Linked DNA regions of Homo sapiens: region 2 is linked to region 1. A link is a contact called in ENCODE Hi-C or POLR2A ChIA-PET data. All regions are on one chromosome and are shown on one strand. The core of a region is the stretch at or near the end of the contact, and the rest is flanking DNA. Distances in the headings are between cores, read along the strand shown.

What was found. A loop is a pair of places that touch in the nucleus more often than their neighbours do. ChIA-PET counts read pairs that join two places held with the same protein, here RNA polymerase II (POLR2A). Pooled maps may share reads with other maps.
Region 2: a loop to region 1 is called in a map of endothelial cell of umbilical vein, with 8 times the contacts of the local background. The contact joins two enhancer-like sites. A Hi-C loop is called at or near these places in 3 of 168 maps with a recorded cell type or tissue (endothelial cell of umbilical vein, esophagus muscularis mucosa and sigmoid colon), 6 of 37 single-sample maps with no recorded cell type and 14 of 50 pooled maps. POLR2A ChIA-PET finds 5 or more read pairs at or near these places in 1 of 52 experiments (Panc1).

What each region holds. Positions count from the first base shown.
Region 1 is chr20:57,746,913-57,751,764 of GRCh38, forward strand. No RefSeq gene overlaps it. Among named protein-coding and RNA genes, the nearest start is that of NKILA, 39 kb to the left of the region's middle. RefSeq lists enhancers at 761-1,620, 1,621-2,478. Within about 2 kb of position 1,884, at least 25 of the 41 ENCODE cell types and tissues checked have a DNase peak (open chromatin) inside an H3K27ac peak, as active enhancers do.
Region 2 is chr20:57,670,495-57,675,346 of GRCh38, forward strand. All of the region lies in intron 1 of PMEPA1 (prostate transmembrane protein, androgen induced 1), which reads right to left. Among named protein-coding and RNA genes, the nearest start is that of PMEPA1, 37 kb to the right of the region's middle. Within about 2 kb of position 1,882, at least 2 of the 41 ENCODE cell types and tissues checked have a DNase peak (open chromatin) inside an H3K27ac peak, as active enhancers do.

The DNA.
Region 1 (4,852 bases), core at 634-3,133:
CTCGGGATCTGCTCTAGTTCTACCAAGGGGTTTCACCCTCCCTGGTACTGGGCTCTGGGTGGACCAGAAGGTCTGTGTACTCCCAGAGGGGCCAGCAGAGTGGCCTGTGAATGACCTCTCCCCCACCCCCACCCCAGCCAGGACTGTTTACTCCTAATACATTAGATTTCCAGATGGGAATCATTTGGGCAATCGTGCACTTTTATATCCTTGAAAGGAAAAGAGAAAATGGCAATGCTTCCCTTTCTGCCCTTCCCCTCAAGGTCTGCCAGGATGACATCAGACCCCCAACCTCACCAGGGGGCTTCCTCACCAGGGGTTGGCGGGGACCAGAGGGGCAGAGCTTTGAGGGAGGCCGGAGAGAGGGCCTGCCCCTTCCCCTGCTTCCCAAAAAGGAAATCATGAACTTGGAAATGTTGGAAGCATGTCCTCTGTTAACCTTCTGCACACCTCAGTCGTCTGCACTTCACCGTCATACTTTCTGCCATGTCTGGCTGCCACTCATACTATTTCTTCGCTTTTTTCTTTAAGATAAGTTAACAAAGTTTTTATATAGCATTAAAAATGTTTTCATTATGGAAAATTTTAAATACATACAAAAGTGGCCTGAATAATATAATGTAATCTAATCTAATACAATATACTCATAATATATAATGTATGTATTATATATAACATGTCATATTAAATGTTGCAATATAAGATACAATATTTGAAATGATATGTAATATACCCATCACTTCGCTTCAAAAAGTGTCCACTCGTGGCTGATCTTGTTTCTTCCATGTCTTCACTCGCTCCTCCACTGCAGATTACTCTGAGGCATACCCCAGAAATCATGTCTTTGCATCCACAAATATTTCAGTATCTCTCTCCCTCTGAAATGTTCGACTAACTTACAAAACTTAATTTGTCTTAAAAGTGAACTCTGTATCACTACCCTAAGAGGAAATCTGGGTAACTTTCCAAAACTAGATGGAAAAATAAACACCGCGAAAGTAAAATAGTGTTACCCATGTCTACGTGAGCGTGAGCCTGCTCTCTTGGTTCAAAAAAGGAATCCAAGTGCTCAGGGAGTGTTGAGGACAAGTTGGCACCCAACTGAGACTTTCTCCTTCACAGATAATTAGGAAGGGTGAAAGACAATTGGGAGGGGAAAACTTTCTCTCTGTTTGGTTCGTTGTTACCTGATACTGAACCATAACCTCACTCCTACCGGCACGTCTGCCCGGGGTGCCGGCCACTCCTGGGTGCCACAGCTGCAAGCATAGGCACCCACGGGCAGGGCTGGCTTTCAGGGACGTGCTGCTGCTGGTGCAGGAGGCCCGCCTGGGTTCAGATCCTGGCGTAGCCCTTCCTGAGTATGTGAGCTTGGGCACACAGCAAACTCCCCGGCCTCAGTTTCCTCATCAGGGAAATGGGGGCAGGAGTAGTGGTACCACGCATGGCTGTTGTGAGGCTCACGAGATATTCCAAGTATAGAGTTTAGAACGGAGCGTGACAGAGCAAAATCTCAATGAATGGCAGCTGGTGGTGGTGTTGTTTTTATTGTTATTATTACTAGCAGCTAAGTAGACATCCCGATTTCTTCCAAAGTGTCCCCTCAACAGTGGAGCTGGAGTTACCTTTTCTCCCTGGTCTTCCTGGTGGGGGCTAAGTCTTGCCCTTTCTCCTGCCCCAGGCATTTTGGTTTCTGAATTCCTGGAACTTTGCACCGCAGCATCGGGGCTCTCATGATCCCCTGAGCCACTTAGCCTGCCAGCCTGTGAGTCACCTCTGTCTACTGGGGAAAACCAAGCGGCCCAGAAAAAAAAATTCCAGACTCCCATGGGCGTCCCCAGCTGCCTGCTGCCGGGATGAGCAGCGCCACCGCCACCCCCATCCCTGCCAGACAGCTGGGCAGGCTGCCAGGTCCGCGGCTCACACCCAGGATGGCAGCAGACAGCTCCACTGGGCTGGGCTCTGCGTGTGTGTGCGTGTGTGTGTGCGCGCGCGTGTGTGTGCACGCGTGCGCCGCGTTCTTTCCCCTCTGCTGGCCTGGGTTGTTTCGCTCTGGGCTGCGCATTCATTTTTAGATTCCGGCCTCCTCCCTCCCCGCCATCTCCCGCTTCTATTCTTAGAAAGCAAACTGGGGTGTGCTTGGGCTTCGCAGGGAAGTCAGACAGAAGTTTGCCCACGTGCTCCGGCCGCCTGAGATATGGAGTTAATTAAAAAGGAGGCTTTGAGCGGCAGGTTCATTGGCCGGAAACGCAGCTGGCGGGGGCCAGGGCGAGCCTGGGGTGCCCGGCCCCCCTGCTCTAGGTGGACTTGGGGAGCTGAGTGGAGGCTCTGCCCAGCCCAGCTCCCAGGGCCTGAGAGGGCAAGGCTCTTGGGAGGGCCTGCCCTGCCTGGATGGGTTGGGGTGGCCGTGAGTGTTGGTTAAATATGAACTCTTCAAGCATGTTGAGCTGCTGAGAGATTTTTAATTAGATAAATAAATTGTAAAGGGTTTGGAGGAGGGTTGCCTTCAGGAAGCTGAGCTGGCTGAAATGTGCTGTCTGCGGAAGGAAGCCGACCTTCCTCAATGCCAGCCTGGCAGTGCAAGGGCAGGAAGGCAGGGAGAGAGGAGAGGAGGGAGGGAGGGGTGAAGGGAGAGAGATGGGAGGAGGAGGAGGGTCTGGGGGTACTGGAGTGTCTCAGTGTCAGAGGCGTTGGAACCAGAGCGACTCCATCTTGAGTGAGGGCTGGAAAATGAGGCCGAGACCTGCTGGGCTGCGTTCCCAGAAAGTCAGGCATTCTGAGCCTCTAGATGTTTATGGTTAAGGAACAAATTAATAATGTTTACTAAACAGACCCAGACTTGGGAGTGTCCAGATATCCTGATATCTGGAGAACAAAGGCATTCCTAATTTTACTTTAAAGATAATAATATCGATTCTTGTAAAATACAGTAATTAAGAAAACTAATCCTTTATCACAAACCCTCGTAGCAGAGCACATCTGCCCATATATACAAGCATTGTACCTAGGGTGGACGCGTTCCTCCTCTTACTTTCGGGAATGTCCTCCTCTGTCTGTGGAGTAGCTGTCCTTTCACCACTTGACTTTCTTAGTAAATTTGCTTTTACTTTGCACTGTGGACTCACCCTTTCTTGCGCAACTGCGATCCAAGAACCTTCACTTGGGGTCTGGATGGGGACCGCTTTCCTGTAACAGCAGAAGAGAGTGAGCAGCTGGAAGGAAATGTGCCTGAAGAGAGGGGGAGTGCCTGGTTGAAGGAACCAGCCTGAATGGGTTCAAAATCCTGGCTCTGAATTTTCCAGTTGTGTAACCTTGGTCACAGCACTTAACCTCTCTGTGTGCCCATTTGCTTATCTGTGAAATGGGCACGTTTATCATAATGGTGCCCCTCTTTAACTTAAGACAAAGGGCTTCAGCAGCATCTGGCACAAAGCAGGGATTATGAAGTCACCCAAATTTATGTCTGCAGCAGGGAACAGAGGAAAAACAGAGGCAAGGACCCTATGGTGTTTAGAGACAATGGTTACCCCTCTCTGTCTTAGCCCAGCAAATCCCAGCGGCATTGCACGTAGGAAGGGGAGGCAGCCCTATCAGGACTTAATCTTCTTGGAGAAGAAGCAGGTGAGACCAAGAGGGTTCCTTCTCTGGGGCTGATCCTCCATTGACTGAAAGAGATACAACATTCTCTGAGAGCTCAGAAGCCTTCTCCTCCAGGAAACATTCCCTGACAGCCAGCTCCGTGCAGTGGCTCCCTCCTCTCCCCTTACCATACATCGTACTGTAGGACAGTGTCTCTCTCTTATTTAAAGTTGTGTGTTTTCTTACTTAAGACATTTTCACAAGTATTGTGCCAACACATTCTCATTATAAAAAATTAAAAATTTCAGAAGCCTGAGGAATAAAATGAAGAGGTCTTATCCCTCATTCTACACCCTTCTCAACAGTTTGATATGTAACTACTCCTTATATGCCATTTTATTTTGTGCATACATGTGATTGTAGTATACATATTAGGTAAACCAAGTGAGCTTCAAAATAATGTCTTGATATCACTTCATGATGGTGCTTATTATAACTTATTGTTTTATTTTTAATTTTTATAAAGATTTTCCTCAAACCTATGGTATAGACATACAGTAAAAAAAAAAACTGTGCAAAAGGATAAAAAGTGAAAATGAAGTGTCTTGACAATGCTGCCATTTCTCTTCCCCAGAAGCAAGCCTGCTGCCGATTTCTCATGCATCCTCCTGGAGCTGGTCTGTGCACATACAGGCACGTGTTGTGTCTCCACCCCCCCTTTCTCTGTGCACGTTAGTAGCAGCACATACTATCTATGCTGCCCAGCTCCTAGCTTATTTTCACTTAACTCTGCATCTTGGGAGATCATTCCTCATCAATACAAAGCACAGCAGCCTACTTTTTGATGGCTCCCTAGTATTCCTTTGTACAGTTGGGCCATAAGTTATTTAACAGCCTAGTGCTGGGTGTGGGGATTTCCAAGCACATCACCACATCCTTTGACATTCCTCCCCTGGAAACTTAAGGTCTATATTCTCTCCCTTGAGTGTGGGTGGGCTTGTGACTGCTTCAGCTAACACAGCATGGTGGAACTGAGTCCATCTGGTTCCCTGGTAGGTGGCAAATGGCCAGAGAGCTTCTGCCTTGTCTGCTGGGCCACTCTGAGCTCGCCATGCTGTAAGGAAGCCCAAGCCACACAGAGGATTTCTGTGGAGGTGCTCTGTTCCTCAGTACTGGCGGGGGCCAGCCTACCAGGTTCCCCGAGCACAGGCACCAGACGTGTGCGTGAAGAGGCCTCCAGAAGAGTCTTTGGCTGTTTGAATCATCTCAGCTG
Region 2 (4,852 bases), core at 632-3,131, 76 kb before region 1:
CTAGGTGCCAGGATCAAGGCTGACACGCCTGACAAGCCTCCACCCTCAGGTCGCATGCACACCTGCAATGCCCCGTCGGCCTTGGTCTTCCCCTTCCAGGCTCCCACACTAACTCCCACTTGGCCCCCTGCCCTATGGTCTGAGCCTGTCAGGCTGGGTGTGCCTGACTCCGCGTTGTATTCCGTCCCCAGCCAGCACAGACCCAAGGGATTTCAGAGATCAATGAACGGCACATACCTGGCCTCTGTGTGCTTCTCTTTTCACTGGTACCCTGTTCTAGTTTGCAAAGGCCCACTCAGGTTAGGGGCGGGCTGCCTTTTTATACCACCCAGAGAGAACTGTGCAGAACCCCATTCATTTCCGAAGCTTTGGGAGTTCCTGAGCAACACAGAGAAACACGTTCTTCCCCACCGCCCCCCCAACCCCCAACCAGTGTCCCGAGTCATCACACAGGAGGTGGACCTGGAGGAGGATGCAGCGCGGCCGTGGGTGAGCCCTGCGTCTGAAAGTGCATTCAGGGAACAGGAAAGTAAACGGTCTCTAGAATCATTTTAGAACCTGATGATTTTAGAATACTCCTCCAATGAGAAAAGACAAAGCTGTGCCTTTTATCCTTCTTGCTATTATCCAAATGGAAAGAACTAATGGGATTTTTGTTTCTATTGTCACTGACATCGAACACCTTTAAACATCCACTGTCAGCAAAATATCAGTCACCGTTTGAATTATTGGCAGAACGGAGTGAACTCACAGTGAGCGAGCAGTCAGTGGACATGTCGGAGGTGCATAACATCCGAAAGTTATTTAAAATAAACCAAATGTGTTTGTTAATTGAGGAGAGTGGACGACAAATGGGGAACGGGTGGGCGTGGGTGAGTGAGTCCGTGGTGGTGTTGACGGCCACAGTCTTCTTGGAGGATATTGAGCAGTGCCTGTCAACATTACACAAGCACTTCACCTTTCAACCCTGCAAGTTCAACTTCCAGAATCATATCCAGTGGAAAAATTCACAGAAGGGCCCAAAACGTATATATAGATATACACAAAACAAATATGTATATACACACACATATATATCCCTGTTCATATATATATATTGCATGGGGTGTTTTTCAAATGATCAACCAGAGACCATCTAAATGCCACCAAACACACCTTGGTACATCACATTATGGGATGAGGCCATTAAAACTGATGACATAAATCTACGCTGAGCTCTGAGCAGGGGAAACTGAGCTTGGAGCTGGATCATCTCTATTGTGGGGCCGTCCTAAGCAGCAGGGTGTTCAGCAGCAACCTGGGCTCTACCCACTAGAGGCTAGAAGCACCATCAATCCCCATTGCGACACTCAAAAATGTCTCCAGGGATTGCCAAACGCCCCCTGTGGGGCAAGTCACCCCTGGCTAAGAACTGCTGGTCCACTGTCTGGCTCCCAGGAATTGAATCCAATTCAGTCTGATAATGGATGGATGCTGGCAATTATTGTGGGGCAGAAATAATGAAACTGGAATGGTAAATAAAATATGGATCCATTTTTATAGCAAAAATGAGGATAAAAAATTAAATTGTTCATGATGACTTCTTCTAGATGAAGGGGCTATCCCTTTTACTTTTTTGTATTCGTAAATTGTTTGCATTTTTATAACAGGCATAACACTTCTAATTTTTTAAATCTTAATAACATACCAGAAAGACTCTCGCACGCGCACGTGTGTGCCTGCATGCACTCACATGTGTGTTTCCAACCGGCCGACAGTGACGCACGTATGCCCTCGCCACTCGGCAAGCACCTCGTGCTCCTTGGTAACCAGCAGATGTTTCTCTCAATTACTGATTTTCAAGAGCCTGGTGTTTCCTGACATGAGCCAGGATGGCGGGCGGCGCCCAGGGGAGGGGAAGTGAACCGGGGCTCCGTTTCCAAGGCTCTTGGACAAAAAGCGAAGCCCTGGATCAGGAAGCACAATGCGGCTGGTATTTAGCCGCTTCTCAATAGTGCCTCATTCAATCCCCGGGGCCTCATTGATGCCCGCCGCGTGCTGGAGAGCCTCTGAGGGTCAGTCGGCGACGGGCACCGTCTGGAGGGGTCTCGCCGCTAACCCGGGGTGGCTCTGTCTTTCGGGAGCAAGAGGGGCCCAGCTATTCTCGGTCTCCCCTGGGGCAGAGGCAGGGAGGTGGGCAGATGGGCAAGGTCAGGCGTCAGAGAGGCTGGAGGAAGCAGTGAGGGTCTGGGCAGGCCCCTTGCACCATCGGGCTCCCAGGAGTCGAATCCAATTCAGTAAACACTCAGCGGAGTAGCTTAGCGGTTAAAAGGAATCCTGGCGCTGTCCTGCCTGGATCCAACCCCCAGCTCTCCCCATGGCCAAACACAGGGCATCAGGAAGTGATTCGTTCACTCTCTGTGCCTCGGTTTCCACATCTGGAAAAGCGGAATACCACTAGCACCCACGCACGGGTTGCTGTGTGGATGCAGTGGAGTGAAGAGCCATAAAGTACAATGAACGGCACCTGGTGCATACTTAGGTGCGCAGTAAGTATCAGCCGCCAGTAAGAGGGCTGCTCCCTGGGCCCAACATGCCGGTTCTCCTGGGCCCCCGCCCCGACTTCATCACCAATTGCCCCTGACTGTGGTCCAAGCCTCTTGGCCGCCAGCACCCTGGCCGCACTGGGAGCAGAAGGCCTGCCTTCTTGGGGCCACACCTTTGCCCGGGCTGGCCCACCTGCCTGGGGTGCCTGCCCTCCTCCTGCTGCCCATTCTCGGTGGCCTGCGTCTACCCCATTTCCAATGGCCCAGCCCCTGCAGCCACTTCCTTCTCTGGCTGTCTCTGGCAGTTTTAAACTCTCCCATGTGGTGGTTAATTTTGTAAATACCACCCAAGACATCTGCTATGACTTCTAAGAAAATGTCTAAGTCATGACTTAGCCTTTCCTCGGTCTATGTCTTGCTGCCATCGTTGGTGTGGCCACTCTGTCAGATGCAATCGCCTCGTCCTGCAGCCTCCTCAAAGCCGGCATGAGCCCGGCATGCAGGAGTCCAGTCTCTAACTGGTAGACTCCTCTTTAACCCTCAAAGCCCAGGGCTGGTCGCCTGAGAACTGCCACATCCTGCATAGTAGTAGTAACTACTGTGGTGTCAAGCACAGGCCACCACCACGTGGGACTCCCAGCTACAAGGAAAAGAGTGTCCCATCATGAGTGTCCCTTTACCAGTGTCCCTGGCACCTGGTCCACAGCCAGCAAAGAGACCCACAGCCAGTCAACACATGATCAGCCAAGCTACTACCTCCAGAGCAGTACAGAGGCTCACGGTGTGAACCTGGATGTGGCACACACCTGCACCCTAGTCCGGACCCTGCTACCTGCCACCTGAGTGCTACCCTCCCCTCTCTGGGCTTGTTTTCCCACCTTCAGACCCCAAGAGCAAATGGGGCCTCACTCATGCAACCAACATGGGAGTTCCATAGTAAATGCCTCTCCCAAAGCCTGACAAGTGGTGGCCACTATTGGGTTGTTGCTAATAGTAACATTATAGAGGTGGCCATTCCCACCTCCCTTCCCAAACCCTCTGTTTGGAGCAGAAAGCAAAGGACCTCGTGTTATAGACCTCTGTGCCCCTCCAACATATGTTGAAGCCCTGACCCCTGGTGTGGCTGCATGTAAAGACGGAGCCTCTAGGGAAGTAATTAAGGTTAAAAGAGGTCATAAAGGTGGGGGCCTGATCCAACAGGATTAGTGACCTGATAAGAAGAGACAGCATAGAGCTCATTCTCTCCCCCCTCCTTCCATGTGCTGGCACCAAGGAACGGCCATGTGAGGACGCAGCCAGGAGGTGGCCATCTACAAGCCACAAAGCAGTTCTCACCAGAACCCAAACTTGCTGGCCCCTTGATCTTGGACTTCCCAACCTCCAGAACTGCAGGAAAACAAATGTCTACTGTCTAAGCCACACAGTCCGGGGTTATTTTATTACAGCGGCCTGAGCAGAATAATACACCTTGTTTAGACAGACAGAGGGGGCTGAACAGAGGGAAATGAGCTGCAAGGTGAGGAGGCAGGACCCCTGCCCTGGATGATGGACTTGCAGAATCCCAGCTACACCCCTTTGGGACAGAATATTAGCAACCTGCCCTCTGTCTCCATGCAGGGACGCCCAGGGGGATGTCTTATTTTATTTTCCATGAAAGACATTTTCTTCTGTCATCTAAATCTATCCTCAGGCCCTTTCCCTTCCTATTCCCTCACTGCGGCAGCGCATATATTTATCGTGCCCCTGCTGTATGCCAGGCCCTGCATGAGCACTGAGAATTCACGATGATTGAGGCCAGGCCTCAGGAGCGAGGGCACGCAAATTCTACTGTGATCTGTCCTCTCTGGAGCACAGCAATTTGATCCTGTACCCCAGAAATCAGGCTGGACTTATATCTGGACAGATGAATGTGGACATACGAGGAATAGCTTGGAATCTTCTAAAGCCGTTCTGACCACAGTGAACGTGCAGTAGGTACAGTGAGCTCCTGCTGTGTTTCATGCCCCATATGGAGGGGTTTCTGTCATCTCATTTAATTTTCTCAGCAGCTTCCCAGGAAGTACGCTTGTCTTATTATCATCCCATTTTTGGGATAAGGAATCTGAGGCTCGGAGAGGTGCAACAATGTCACCGCCCACCCTCCACCCGTCCCGCCCAGAAAAGTCACAGAAGTTCAGGTGGCAAGGGCCAGACTTTCCCTGTGCCTGGGACACAGAGCCCGGTGCTGTGATATCTGTTCTCACTAGTCACAAGAGTGGACAACAAACTCAAAACAAAGTACCCACCCCGAAAAGCAGCCTCCAGCAGCCCCGACCCCTCCACCGGCA